2 separate regions of the Homo sapiens genome follow, and region 1 is linked to region 2. Evidence: chromatin contacts called from ENCODE Hi-C or POLR2A ChIA-PET data. All regions are on one chromosome and are shown on one strand. The core of a region is the stretch at or near the end of the contact, and the rest is flanking DNA. Distances in the headings are between cores, read along the strand shown. Region 1 holds the start of CLIP4 (CAP-Gly domain containing linker protein family member 4). Region 2 holds the start of YPEL5 (yippee like 5).

Evidence for each region. Hi-C counts contacts between places; a loop is a spot of excess contacts on that map. ChIA-PET counts read pairs that join two places held with the same protein, here RNA polymerase II (POLR2A). Pooled maps may share reads with other maps.
Region 1: a loop to region 2 is called in a map of ascending aorta, with 4 times the contacts of the local background. The contact joins the promoter of CLIP4 here to the promoter of YPEL5 in region 2. A Hi-C loop is called at or near these places in 3 of 168 maps with a recorded cell type or tissue (CD4-positive, alpha-beta memory T cell, ascending aorta and naive thymus-derived CD4-positive, alpha-beta T cell), 4 of 37 single-sample maps with no recorded cell type and 14 of 50 pooled maps. POLR2A ChIA-PET finds 5 or more read pairs at or near these places in 4 of 52 experiments (BJ, MCF 10A, WTC11 and 1 more).

The regions. Positions count from the first base shown.
Region 1 is chr2:29,113,781-29,119,828 of GRCh38, reverse strand. It overlaps CLIP4 (CAP-Gly domain containing linker protein family member 4), which reads right to left and starts at 4,414. Exons shown (of 16, transcript NM_024692.6): 1 at 4,164-4,414. LOC105374386 (a long non-coding RNA gene) reads left to right here and starts at 5,085. Exons shown (of 3, transcript XR_007086265.1): 1 at 5,085-5,160. RefSeq lists silencers at 3,764-4,003, 4,194-4,553.
Region 2 is chr2:30,143,895-30,150,651 of GRCh38, reverse strand. It overlaps YPEL5 (yippee like 5), which reads right to left and starts at 3,645. Exons shown (of 3, transcript NM_016061.3): 1 at 3,590-3,645. RefSeq lists silencers at 2,532-2,971, 3,262-3,431, 3,462-4,041.

The DNA.
Region 1 (6,048 bases), core at 3,165-5,664, 1.0 Mb after region 2:
GAGCTTCTAAGAATCATAAATGGTGAAGAAGGTATCATCTGTGATGAGTCTTGAATGATGAATAGGTATCAATATAAAAGGGGATCCCATTAAAAGAACAGTAGGCTGGAACTTGGGATATGACTAGGAAAACAGTCAGAGGTGAGGCTGTAAGGGCTTTTTAGGGCTGTACTGAGGAGCAAATACCTCATCAAAGACCAAACCACTTACTTTCATGAGCACTGGGAAACTACTGATTTTTTTAAAGAGAGTAACATGATTAAAGCTGTTTTAGGAAAATTAATCTGACTATAATCACGGTTTGGGACTCAGACATGTTTTTATACTCTTAATTCTTCAGCAAAAAGATTCAGTGGATATCTGTCTGAGTCGGTTAAGAGGAGTCACCACATGACTTCCCTTTCAAAGGGTGGAGTCTCCCATTCAAAAAAAAAAATTTTAAGTGATCCCCAGAGCACCTTTCATTTCCTTGTAAACTGTTGAGATCCTCAAAGATACGAACTCTATCGTACACAACTAGCAGTCACCACAGGAGCTAGAATAGTGTGTTACACATATTTAACTAATATTCAAAGCTTAGATTCAAAGTGGAAAGAGGATTCATGCAATCAGATGTAACCAGCTTCATTCTTTTACATATTAGATACTTCAAGTCCAGAAGAAGCTACAATATTACCTGACCAATGCAGTGAACATTCTTTGTATTTTGTCTTTGTTGCGTTTTTCTCTAGTTACATTTCCTTATTTTCGTGAAAAACTTAACATTCTACCTTTTGTCCTCCCAAAGGAAACTATGTACCCCTATAAACTTCCTTATAGTCTCAGATTCATTTCCTAAAAGCAATTCCTGGATCTGAAGACCTACAACACCTGGACTCTTGGTCAAATGTCTAAGTATACTGATCTGAACTGAGTACACACTTTCATTCCAAATCCAACTATGGTTAACTGGTGATAACTGATTATAAAGTAAGCCTCAGGTTAAAAATATATATATATATATTGGCCCTGCCAGGCATGGTGGCTCACACCTGTAATCCCAGCACTTTCGGAGGCCATGGCAGGTGGATCACCCAAGGTCAGGCATTCGAGACCAGCCTGACCAACATGGCAAAACCCCATCTCTACTAAAAATACAAAAAATTCGCTGGGCATGGTGGAGGGCACCTGTAATCCCAGCTACTCAGGAGGCTGAGGCAGAAGAATCGCTTGAACCTGGGAGGCAGAGATTGCGGTAAGCCGAGATCCCGCCACTGCAGTCCAGCCTGGGCAAGAAGAGCGAAACTCCATCTCAAAAAAAAAAAAAAAAAATTGGCACTAATCAACTGTCTACAGAACAGGTGCCTCTGATACTAACAATAGCTAGAATCAAATTCCCCAAACTCTGATTTCTATAGGAATTTCACCCTACTCATCACTCCAAGTTAGCTGTTAGCAAAAGCATCTTACATAACGTGGCTCAAATACCTTGTGATTTTTTTTCCAAGACTCCTTGGTCCATGCTTTAACACAGAGCAGTAATAAATGGGGATGTCCACTAGCATCTTCAGGCTGGTTCAGGACTGTCTGGACCCCATAAAAGGGCCTTACTGAAGCCAGGAGACTTCAGATTTGAGATATGGTTCAAGAGTGTCCTTGAGTTATTCAACTAATAGGAGACCAAAGCTGTGTCTACATTAGCTGGAATCATGAGGCCCTTTCATTCAATTTCCTGTAATACTTTGTTATGAGTCATCATTCTCCTGAGATTCCAATCTCACCACGTAAGTATTTAAAGCATAACTCCAATGATCCTTTTATTTGCTACCTACATAACATCTGTACAATCTACTAAACAGGTATTTACAGTACTGAACACTTAGTTGGCCTTAGAGAGAATTAAAAATTGAAATACCTGCCCTGAAAAAGCTATTTATGCATTTAACAAATATTTATTCAGTTTTTCTTACTAAGTTCTAAGCTATGCAAAGGTAAAGAAACCAGATCTGTCCTTGCCCTCATATAAATTACAGCCTAGTGTTGATTCCTACCAGAAAGTTGAAAGTAGTAAGTGCTATGACCAAGGACAGCTGAGTCCTATGAAAGCACAGATTCAAGAGGGTCAACGAAGGCTTCCTGGAGACTAATAAGTTAAAGCTGTGGCATCTGACCAGCTAACTACTAGCCACATGTGACTATTTAAATTAATTTAAAAATTGGCCAGGTGCAGTGGCTCATGCCTGTAATCCCAACACTTCGGGAGGCCGAGATGGGCAGATCACTTCAGGTCAGGAGTTCGAGACCACCCTGGCCAATATGGTGAAACCCCACAGCAAAAATTAACAGGGTGTGGTAGCAGGCGCCTGTAATCCCAGCTGCTCGAGAGGCTCAGGCAGAACAATCGCTTGAACCTGGGAGGCAGAGATTGCAGTGAGGAGAGATCAGGCCACTGCACTGCAGCCTGGGTGACAGAGCAGAGCGAGACTCCGTCTCAAAAAAAAAAAACAAAAACAAAAAAAAGAGAGAGAGAAAAGGAAAAGAAAAAAAATATTAAAATTTCAGTGCTTCCACTGCTCTAGCCCCATTCAAGTGGTCAAAAGCTATATGTGGCTAGTGCTACCATATTGGGTAATGCAAAAAGAACATGTTTCTGGTCTCCGAAAGCTCTTCTAAACAGCACTGAAGGAAAACAGTGCAGCTCACTCTCCAGATGAGAAAACAATATACAAATGCCTGAAACAAGACACAAATAAAGGTTAACACACTAAAGCAAGCCTATAGCTCCATAGTTCATTATAAATAATTAACAAGGGAGCAGTAAGCCTAAAAGTAACCAGAGTTTGAGGTTTGAACAGGGAGAAAGAGTGAAGTTGATTTTATATAATCTAAAGATCACTAGTTTCAAACACGTGTCAAAATTGGAGTTGTCATAAGCTATGAGAGACAACATAGGTCACTTTTTTAAAAGCCCTTGCTGGTGGGACTGTATGTGGTAAACACAAAATGTCTGAAATGAATCCTACAAATAGAATACCATGGGCTAAATCTTCTACAAAACAGAAGTAAACACATTCCATGCATGGCTAGACTCAATCTTACAGTCCAGATAGACCGTATCAAATGAAAGCATTTAAAAAATGCATCATATTTACGAAAGCAAAATAAGCTGGAACCAGGATGGTTCTCCAACATAAAAACGCAGACCAACTAGACTCCAGCAGGTTCAAGTCTCTGCTTTCCTCCCCAGTTGCTCAATGCCCCGCACCACGTGATCCTGTGCTGTTTAGACGACTCACTTTAAATTGTGCACAAGATTCACAAACAACAAACGTCAAAGTGAAAGTGAAGTACAATTTAAGTGCTGGCGGATGTTCCTGAGGAAGGTGTTTACTGAAACCTTTCAAAGGCGCCCGTTTTATACGATGATGGTGCTACAATATGAACGCAGTCTAGTATCTCAGAACATACAGCAAGTTATTGTCCCATAGGAACATCATCCTCTGATACGTATCAAAACACTGTCTCAGCACAGAGCTGAAAACCAGAGTCTGGATGACGTGAACAGCCTGACATCTAATTCAAAGCTCTACCATCATAAGCAGTGAATGGGATCCTTAAGGATGCGGGCTCAGCTCCAGCGCTCCTTTCAACTTCCCCTCCCAGGTGCGGATGGTTCAGAATTAAGGGATCTCAGGTAGCCAAGGACTGCAAGGACAGCCATTTGGTTTAGCTTTGAAGACCCACTGGCCAAAGGTTTCTCGACAATTTAATGCGCAAGGGGAGTCAAGTGAGAAATGGGAAGAGGCCGCGTTGGAAAGCCACTGCGCGTGCGGGGACTCTCGGGGCAGCCGCGGCTGGCGGTCGTGGCCCAGAGCCCAGCTCCGCCGCCGGGTCCCGCACACCCCGCGCCCCTCAACCTAAAGTTGGGCCGTCCGTCAGCGGCCGCCACGAGGAGTCCCCATCCCCGCCGGGTGGGCCGCTCCGCCCCGAGAAGGCCTCCCCGCGGCCAGCGACACCGGTGCCCACGGGAGGCGGCCGCGGGGCTTCCACAGCCCCCAGCGCCTCTGCGCGACCCTCCCGGGGCCACTGACCTCCCCGCGGGCCCCCAGGGCCGCCCACCCCGGCCCCAACCCCGCCGCCGGCCAGCCCGCGGCCCGGGGGGGCCCCGCGCGCCCCCGGCCCACCTGCCTCCTCCGGGTCCTCTCGGAGCGGCCGGCTGGGGACGCGGGGGCGCGGAGGAAAGGCCGAGAGGCGCGCTCCCGCCGGCGCTGTCTCCCGTGGCCGCCCACGGAGCCTCCCGCCGCGCCGCTCCACACCTCTCCGGGCCCCTCCCGCTGCCTCCCACGCGGGGTGGGCGCGCGCGCAGTGCAGGCGGCCGGGCGGCGCGCAGGCCTCGGCCACGGCCCCGCGCACGCGCTGGGGACTCGGTGGGGACGGAGGAGGCAGCGCGCGCCTGCGCTGGCTCGCCTGGCTCCCGCGCCCCCGCACTCCCCAGCAGTCAGATGATCGGGCGCACGCGGGGCCGCGACCCCGGCTGACAGCGTCTGCGGGGTGTCGCAGTGTTACCTCCCCCGCCGCGAAGCCAGGCGGCCCCGGCACGCCGTGCGTGCCCACCGCCTTCACAGCCCTCAGCCTCGCGGCCTCACGTCTCTAACCTGCGGCGCCCCCACCAGCTGCTGGGGCCGGGGACCTAGTCTTACCCGTCTTGGGCTCCCCAGAGTCCAGCCGAGCGTGGTCAAGAGTACATCCACCAGTTCCCTGCTGGCAGCGCTTGCTGTAAAAGGCCTAATCCGTGCTACACCCACGTTGAGCAATTAGTTCATATCTCCTGCGGCTTTGCTGCCTCTTCACCCACGTTTTCTCCTGACCCCTTCTCCGTCTCCCAAGGACCAGACAGGGTGAAACTGTGCACCTAAAGTCGTGAACTCTGACAGCCTGACTCTCTGTCATCTGGTAACAAGAAAGCGTTACTGGACACATAGTGAGTCCCCTTAATGAGGAGACCTAGTAAGACCATGACCGAAGTTTGAAACATGGAGACAACAGTGTTACATCTATCAGCTGTCTCTGAGGCCTACAGCGGCTGCTTCATAGAGGCTGTACTTCTGTGTTCAGCGCGCACAGTGCCTGGCAGGAACAGATGTTGAATGAACGTCTGTCAGTGTCTCTGCAAGAGCAGAGGTAAGCGCTCACCGCACCCCGGAGCATCTTTTCCTGTTAGAATCATTGATTTCAGGGACTGGAAAAAGCCCCCTTCCCACTTGCCTGAATCCTCCTTACAGTGTCTTCCCACCAAGCAGTGGTTGAACACCTCCACTAACAAGGAACTCATTACCTTTTAAGGCAGCCATTTAATCTTTGATCAGCCTTTTGGAAATTTTCTACCTTAGGAGCTAAAATCCAGCTCCCTGCATCTCTCCCTCACTGGATTTTGTTTCTGCCCTGGGGACTCTTAAGTCTGACTCCAATTCATCCAAGACACACATTACCTGTCCCTTAGGCTACTCCTGATATGACCTGGTCACAATCCCACTCACCAGCATGTTGAGGGATTCTCTTGGATGCATTCCAGCTTGTCCAGAGCTCTCTTAAATGTGATTATCAGGAATGAGTGGGTGGCCTGCCAAGTGCGGAGAGGAAAGAGACTGCCACCTCTTCTTAGGTCCTATGCTTAACAACATTCACCATATCAAAATAGTTGCTAGGAGCAGTCACATCACATTGTTGAATCGGGTGGAGCACACTTGACTAAAACCCACAATATTTGAATACATGACCATCCCTGACCCTGGTCAGCTGCCAGTTTCTCTGTCTCTGCAGGCTCAGCATCTGCGAGTGCTCTCAGAGATAATGTGACACGGATACTTCCTCCTCCCTCTGAAGAGTCCACCTCCCTTTCCCTGCTTTCATCATACCCTCTTCTTGTCTGACCCACCCATCTCTTTAGCTGGTTAAAAGAAGGAAGGCAATCTGCCCTTGGTTGGCTTCAAGCACCTATAAATGAGGCCAATTGTCATTGAACCACAGAAAGTCATAAAGATCTGTGTGTAACAGAGTAGCTATTGGTGA
Region 2 (6,757 bases), core at 2,396-4,895:
TCCCATTCCCCTTTTCTTTACTGATTTTCTAGCTAAAATCCTTAACTTTCCGTAACCAGTTCAGCATGTTGAAGATCAACTCTAATAAAGATTATAAAAATAGATAATATCTACCAGCTGCTCTCTCCTCTCTCCACCCCCAGGACTTAAACTGTGGAGCTCAGATACTTGAATTCTGGAGATTCCTAGGTTCAAATCTCAGCTCTTCCCCCTTAATAGCTTTGGAAACACTGGGTGAGTTATCCTCTCCTGTTTCATCTGTAAAATGGTGAGAGCAGCAGCCACCTCTGAGTTATGAGAAATTAAGTGGAGATACTGTATTCTGAGAACGGTGCCTAGCACACAGTGAATGCTCAATAAAGGTCAGTAAAACTAGATTATCTTCTTCAACATTCCCCATCCCAACTCACCCTATGACAGATGAGAAAAGCATGGCTCACAAAGGATATGAAACAATAACAATTAACTGGCTTCACTTCCTGCTAATTATGCTAAAGCTAAGCAACCAGGTGATAGAAATCAGAAGCTGGAGGAAAGTTAGAAACCTTCTGAAGCATGTCACAGTTCTGGGTCTTAAAATAGGTACTTGTTGTCCCTATAATTAATAATCCAGTTTGGTTTCAACCCTGGTAAGTGGAATTAGTCAAGGGAGGCACCACTTCCCAGCCCTAAAAATACCAGGGAGGGTAGGTATCTATTCGCATCTCATAGAACCTTCTGACGGAAAAACACCCAGTTCACAGATAAACTTTTCCTTAGTAAATGAAACCATCGCCTCAGGGCATTTCCATAGAATACACACTTCACCAGATCCCCAGTGTTGGACAGACCACAGTGGGTTTTCCATTGCATCAGAAGATGGGACAAAGGCAAGGTACAAAGACTGCTGCAGGGAACTGAGTATGCAGGCATCTAGCGCAGAAAGGGTTAAAGGAACCTGCCCCTTGCAGAGGTGGTTTTGTTTCGCAATGACTCTGCTAAAATGGAATCCCGTGGAAGCCAGCTTTCCTATCTCGTTTTTAATCTCTTCCCTCGCCAAAACAAAGGATAAAAACCCAAATAACTTTTAAGAGTGCTGGGTTGATTACTATAATAATCAGCACTTACTGCTATTGTAATTTCATCAACTCTTTATACTGAGTTGTGACTAAACGCTATTAAAAAATCTACATGGGAAAACAGTTTGATCCATACAATCAACTTTCCAATTTTTGTGCAAAATATATAACAAGCTAAGTTTTCAGTGACACAAGCAAGCTCTGCTTTCCTCTTGCAGTACGTGACCAGTTTACTTTGCTGTGTCAAATGATGTCCTGTTGTGGAATCAGGTCTTCATTTGCAGTACGTTTTAAGGATATATTTTTGTTCTCCCCCCTCAATAATGCCTTATTTTTTCCTGTTTTGTTAGATGACTTTCAAGTTCACTATATTTCAATAACACTTATATTTAAATATTAGAAAATAAGACTAGTCATTTCACTCAGGAAACCTTGTGTGTTAGTGCACAATCTGAGTTGGTCATCCCCCGCTAAACCCTAGCAAGACAATTTCATGGTCTCGTTTGTTGTGATGCAATACCAAAAGCCTCTAACTAGATGGATTGACGTGTAATTTACCTGTCTGGCTTCCCGACTCAAGTGTCAAGTAGCAACTTCAGGTCTAGCTAAGGTTCAGTTCCTGCATTACACTGACATTACTACACAGGATTATCTTAAAACTGACACTGATCTCTATAGTTATTCACCATTAAACCTAGAATGATATTTTAGGCACACATATACCTAGGACTACCTTCATGTCTCGTGGACTGTTTTTCAGAGGGTAGTAGCTGCTTTAATTACTTCTTTTCATAATTTTTGGCCTTATTTCCTTTCACTTTTTTCTAAACCTGTTTATTTTTCTCATTACTTAAATAGAAAACAGAAAAGGGAAATTAGTCTAGAGAAAAGTTCGCAATGATCCAACCAGGTAACATTATTTTCCAAGCTACATATATTTTACTAACGTCTCATAACTTGCTAAAATTATTGCTCGACTTTGTCCACGACTTTTGATTAAGTTATAAGCTTCTAGAGAAACTATTCTAAATTCTTTGTACTTTACTTCTTACCTAACCCAGTACAAGTATGCGATAAACTTTCAGGAAACGAATTCACCAAAGCACTTCACTTCTGGCATGAATATGTACCCTGGGAACACCACAGGCCTTTTGGTTCCTCTTTGGTGGAATGCAGCTGCGACGCTCTATATGTGGCTATGCAAAGTTAGCTAATATCCTACTCCTCCCAGTTTCTTCACCACCAAGTCTACTAATTTTCCAAAAACACAAGGTTAGCCCGAAGTTACTTCAGGTTTTCCATCTGTCAAGACGACGTAGAATAAAAATCCTCAGATTACCAACAGATCTCTGTAAACAGAAAAAGTTTAAAAATAAATGAGCTGTACAGCTTCCCAGACTCTCCCTTGAAAGGGAGATTAGTTGGTATCAGGATTAAACAGATCTTTGTAGTATTTCAATTTCCCACTCCCGCTGATCCGGACACTCATTTGTCCCATCTACCTGCAGAGAAGGTACAGGAAAGGGGTTGCAAGGGCACGCCCACCCTCCCGACTGCAAGCGGAGGGAAGGCCGCAGCCCGAAGCTGGCGGAGCTGGGCCGGCCCGGGCGACCCCCGGGTGGGCTCACCCGGCAGCCGCAGTGGGGCCCGCGAGCGCCCCCGCCGGCCCAGCTGATGGAGGCCACGTGACGCCAGCCGGCCAATCGGGAGGGACCGGGGCGGCAGAGCGCGGCGGCGGCGGTGGCGGCGGGGCCTCCCTCGGCACAACAAACACGAGCAGGAAACAGCTGAGCGGGTGGCCGGGGGGCTCTCTTGGTCCCGACACCCGGCGGGCTGCCCAACCGTCACCCTGCGCTGTCAGTCCCGGGTCCTCTGGGCAGGAGGGCGGGGGAGGCGGACGTTCATGGGGGGGAGGGGGCAAAGGGAGACACCGCCCCAGCCCGGTGGCTGGGCCGCTTGGGCCGGGCGTGGGCCCTGCTCAGGACGGTTCACGCCGTGCGGTCATCGCGGCCCAAACAACTCGGTCAAGTTCCGACTTGGATTCGGGGCGGAGACCGGGCGCGCCCCCGACTATGCGACGGGTGGGGGCGGGGCAGCCGCGGCGCGGCGCGGCGGGTTGGGGGTCGCGGCCAGACCGTCCGCCCAGGGGGCGCCGTGGGCCTCGGCGGCGGGCCTCGGAGGACGCGACGGGGAAACGGGGCGGAGGCGCGGGCGCCGCGCGGAGGGGTTGCGGCTGTTGTCGCACCGGTCGCCCGGCTGCGCGGCGGGGGCGGGCCGACGGCGGCCGCCGCGCCAGGCCTCACAAAGAGCAAACAGCCCCGCGCGTCCGCCCGCGGTCCCAGCGCCGGGGCCCACCCTGAAGGATCTGGGGCGGCCGCTCTGGGACCCCGGGAAGAGCGCGGCGAGGAAGAGGCACTTCCTGCCTGGGCCCCCCACCCTGGGCCGATTCCCGAGTGCCTCGAAGCCGCCCGACCCGAACGGGCGCCTCAGTCCCCACCGGCCCCGAGTCCAGCCCCTCCCGCGGGACTCACCCTGAGCGGCGGTGAGATCCGCGGCTGCCAGCGGCTTGTCGCTCTTCAGCTGGTATGAAGCCCCTCGGCCACCCGAGTCTCCAGGTTTAGTCAGGCCCTGGCCTTGGCCCCGCCTCTCCCTGGTTGGGCCTCAACGTCAGTCACCCGGCGTGGCTCCGCCCCCCCGCAGTCAGCTCTCCCGGTTGGCCCAGAACGCCCTTTATTTCTAGGCCCCGCCCCTGTCCTCGGCCTCCTGCCTTTTTCGCGGGGCCCCGCCCCTTCTCTGGCTCACCCTCCCCCACTCCCGCACCCCTCCGCTTCGCGGCCCACCCCTCTCAGAAGCCGCAGACCCAGGGCAGGCTTGCGACAGCTCGCCCCGCCCCTGACCCAGCACCTCGGACTCGTACAGCCAATCAAAGAGGCTAACTCTGCCCCTTCTCTCGAGGCGGCCAATGTAGTCAGTCTGGGGACCCACCTCCCCCTTTCAGCTGAGCGCACACAACACAGCATCCACGTGAGTCAGCTTCTTAAAGGCGAAGGCTTGGCCTGTCTAATTGCGGCAGCTGCGAGACATCGCACGTCATTAGCGTCACCAGGTAGCGGCTGGAGCCGAGCTTCCTGATACCTAGTGAGCCGCGGTGATGACAAATGAAAACAATAAGCTGTTTCCTAGACAAACAGCTGCCTAGGTAACTAAAGTGCACCGTGTAATTCGTTTCTTGGAGGCCGTTTCCCCGACCACCCCTGGTAGAGGGCTGCCTTTTGCTTTCAAACCCCTAGCCCTCGAGTCTAAGCGCATAGGCACTCCTAAGAAACATCTGTGGATACAGGATTTTTCAACTGCGCTTGACTTTATTTACAACTCATTTGAATGTTTTTTCTGGGTAGTGGAAATGATTCTCAAAAAGATGAAGAAATTCAGTCTTCTATATGGCGAATTTCTGCCTCAGAGAGTGAGATTTGTTCATTGCAAAGAGCAGCTGTTCCCTTAACCCTTATCAATGCTTAAGATGGAAGATGTTGCTTCTCATTCCATTAGAGTTGCCCAGGTACTTACATCTCTGTTAGCTGACTTTCGGGATAAAACCAAAATATTTGATGACGCATACCTCTCAGATTAAAAATGTAGGTTAGCATTTGGGGCTAGTTTGCAACATGTTTAAAGTCATTATTGGTGGAAGAGAAGCTGCTAAGCAAATTCTAGCACTTGACTCCCGCTCATCCCCAAATCCACAAGTATTTTCATTTAGTTCGTCTGAAGTTTACCTGAGCATCAAAGGCAAAAGGACTAGTTATCTTTTAATAAGTGAGTTTTCCAGGAGATAAGTTTTTTTGTTTGTTTGTTTCAGACGGAGTCTTGCTCTGTCGCCCAGGCTCGAGTGCAGTGGCATGATCTTGGCTCACTGCAACCTCCGCCTCCCGGGTTCAAGCAATTCTCCTGCCTCTGCCTCCTGAGTAGCTGGAATTACAGGCGCACACCACCACGCCCGGCTAATTTTTGTATTTTTAGTAGAGACGGGGTTTCACCATATTGGCCAGGTTGGTCTCGAACTCCTGACCTCGTGATCCGCCCGCCTCGGCCTCCTGAAGTGCTGGGATTACAGGCATGAGCCACTGTGCCTGGCCAGAAGTTTTAAACATACAGTATTTTAGTTTATTTTCCTTTCTATTTCTTTATTTTCAATTAACAATATTTAATATAAAAGTTACACGTTTATTGTAGGAAGATCATACTGCCTCATTTGATAAGAGACTTCTGTCTTCTAACAGCTTCATATGTATCCTATTCTTCCCAAATTGAATGTATTATACATAGAAGCATATTGTACTTCCTGTTTTTCAACCTGCTTTTTTTTTTCACTCAACAATGTGCTATAGCCATCCTTTCATGTCAGATGTGTCTTTTATCTACAAATTTACCTTTGTCTCCATAGTTTTCCGTAGTATGACTTCACCATCTTTTTTTTTTGAGGTGGAGTCTTGCTCTGTGCCCCAGGCTGGAGTGCAGTGTTGTGATCTTGGCTCACTGCAACCTCCACCTCCCAGGTTCAAGGAATTCTCCTGCCTCAGCCTCCCCAGTAGCTGGGACTACAGGTGCCCACCACCACGCCCGGCTAATTTTTGTATTTTTAGTAGAGATAGGGTTTCACCATATTGGCCAGGCTGGTCTCAAACTCCTGACCTCAGGTGATCTGCCCACCCTGGCCTCCCAAAGTGCTGGGATTACGGGTGTGAGCCAATGTGTCCAGCTTTCACCATCTTTTCTAAATGTTTCTAAACATTTTTCTACTGATAGACATTCAGATTGTCTTCAGTCTTTTGTATTAAAAATAATGCTGTAATCGACACCTGTGTACATGGATAAAACATTCAAGTATTTCTGAATATAATCATTTGAAAAGAGAGTACAATGCTTAAACCCACAGAAATGAACACTTTAAGTACCAGATAAAACAGTGGGGACAATGTTTATTTATATAACAATATATATAAAATTCTTCCTGTTGTAAGTGCCTTAAAATTATTAACTTTTAATTTTCATAACAACTCTGTGAGGTAAGTACTGTTATCCCCATTTAATAGATGACAAAACTGAGGTACAGTGATTAACTAACTTGTCCAAGGTCACCCAGTAGAGTTATCGACTACAGTATTTGTGAACTTGAAAAATAACAATAAAAATCATATTTTAGAAAGATTAATCTAGATGATGATGATGTGCAGAAGTAAGGAAGGCAGGCAGGAATGGAGCTAAGGTTTGCAGTTTTAACTTTAACAGGAAGGGCTACACAGGACTGACTTTCTACCTGGGTTAAGGACAGAATTTTTAAAGTCAGAGGTTTTATCCTGGGTGACTGATAGTGTGATGGTTTCCCATTGCCAGATATAGTGTGGTTGAGAAGGTTGATTTGGGGTGAAAGAGGCTGAGTCTGAGCTGATGGTGGGACACTCAGAAATAAAGTGTACAATTAAAGGTGATATGAGAAATATGGAAGAGAAATGAAAAAGAAAGGGTGAGAAGTTTGAAGAAAATCTTGCTGGGCTTTTGGTTAGAATTGTGTTATACCAGTAAGGTAATTGGAATAAGTTGATACTTTATTGAAACTTTATAATACTAAGACTTTCCCACCAAGAACATGGTACATTTTTTTCCATTTATCCAAATGTTCATTTATGTCTTTCAGTAAA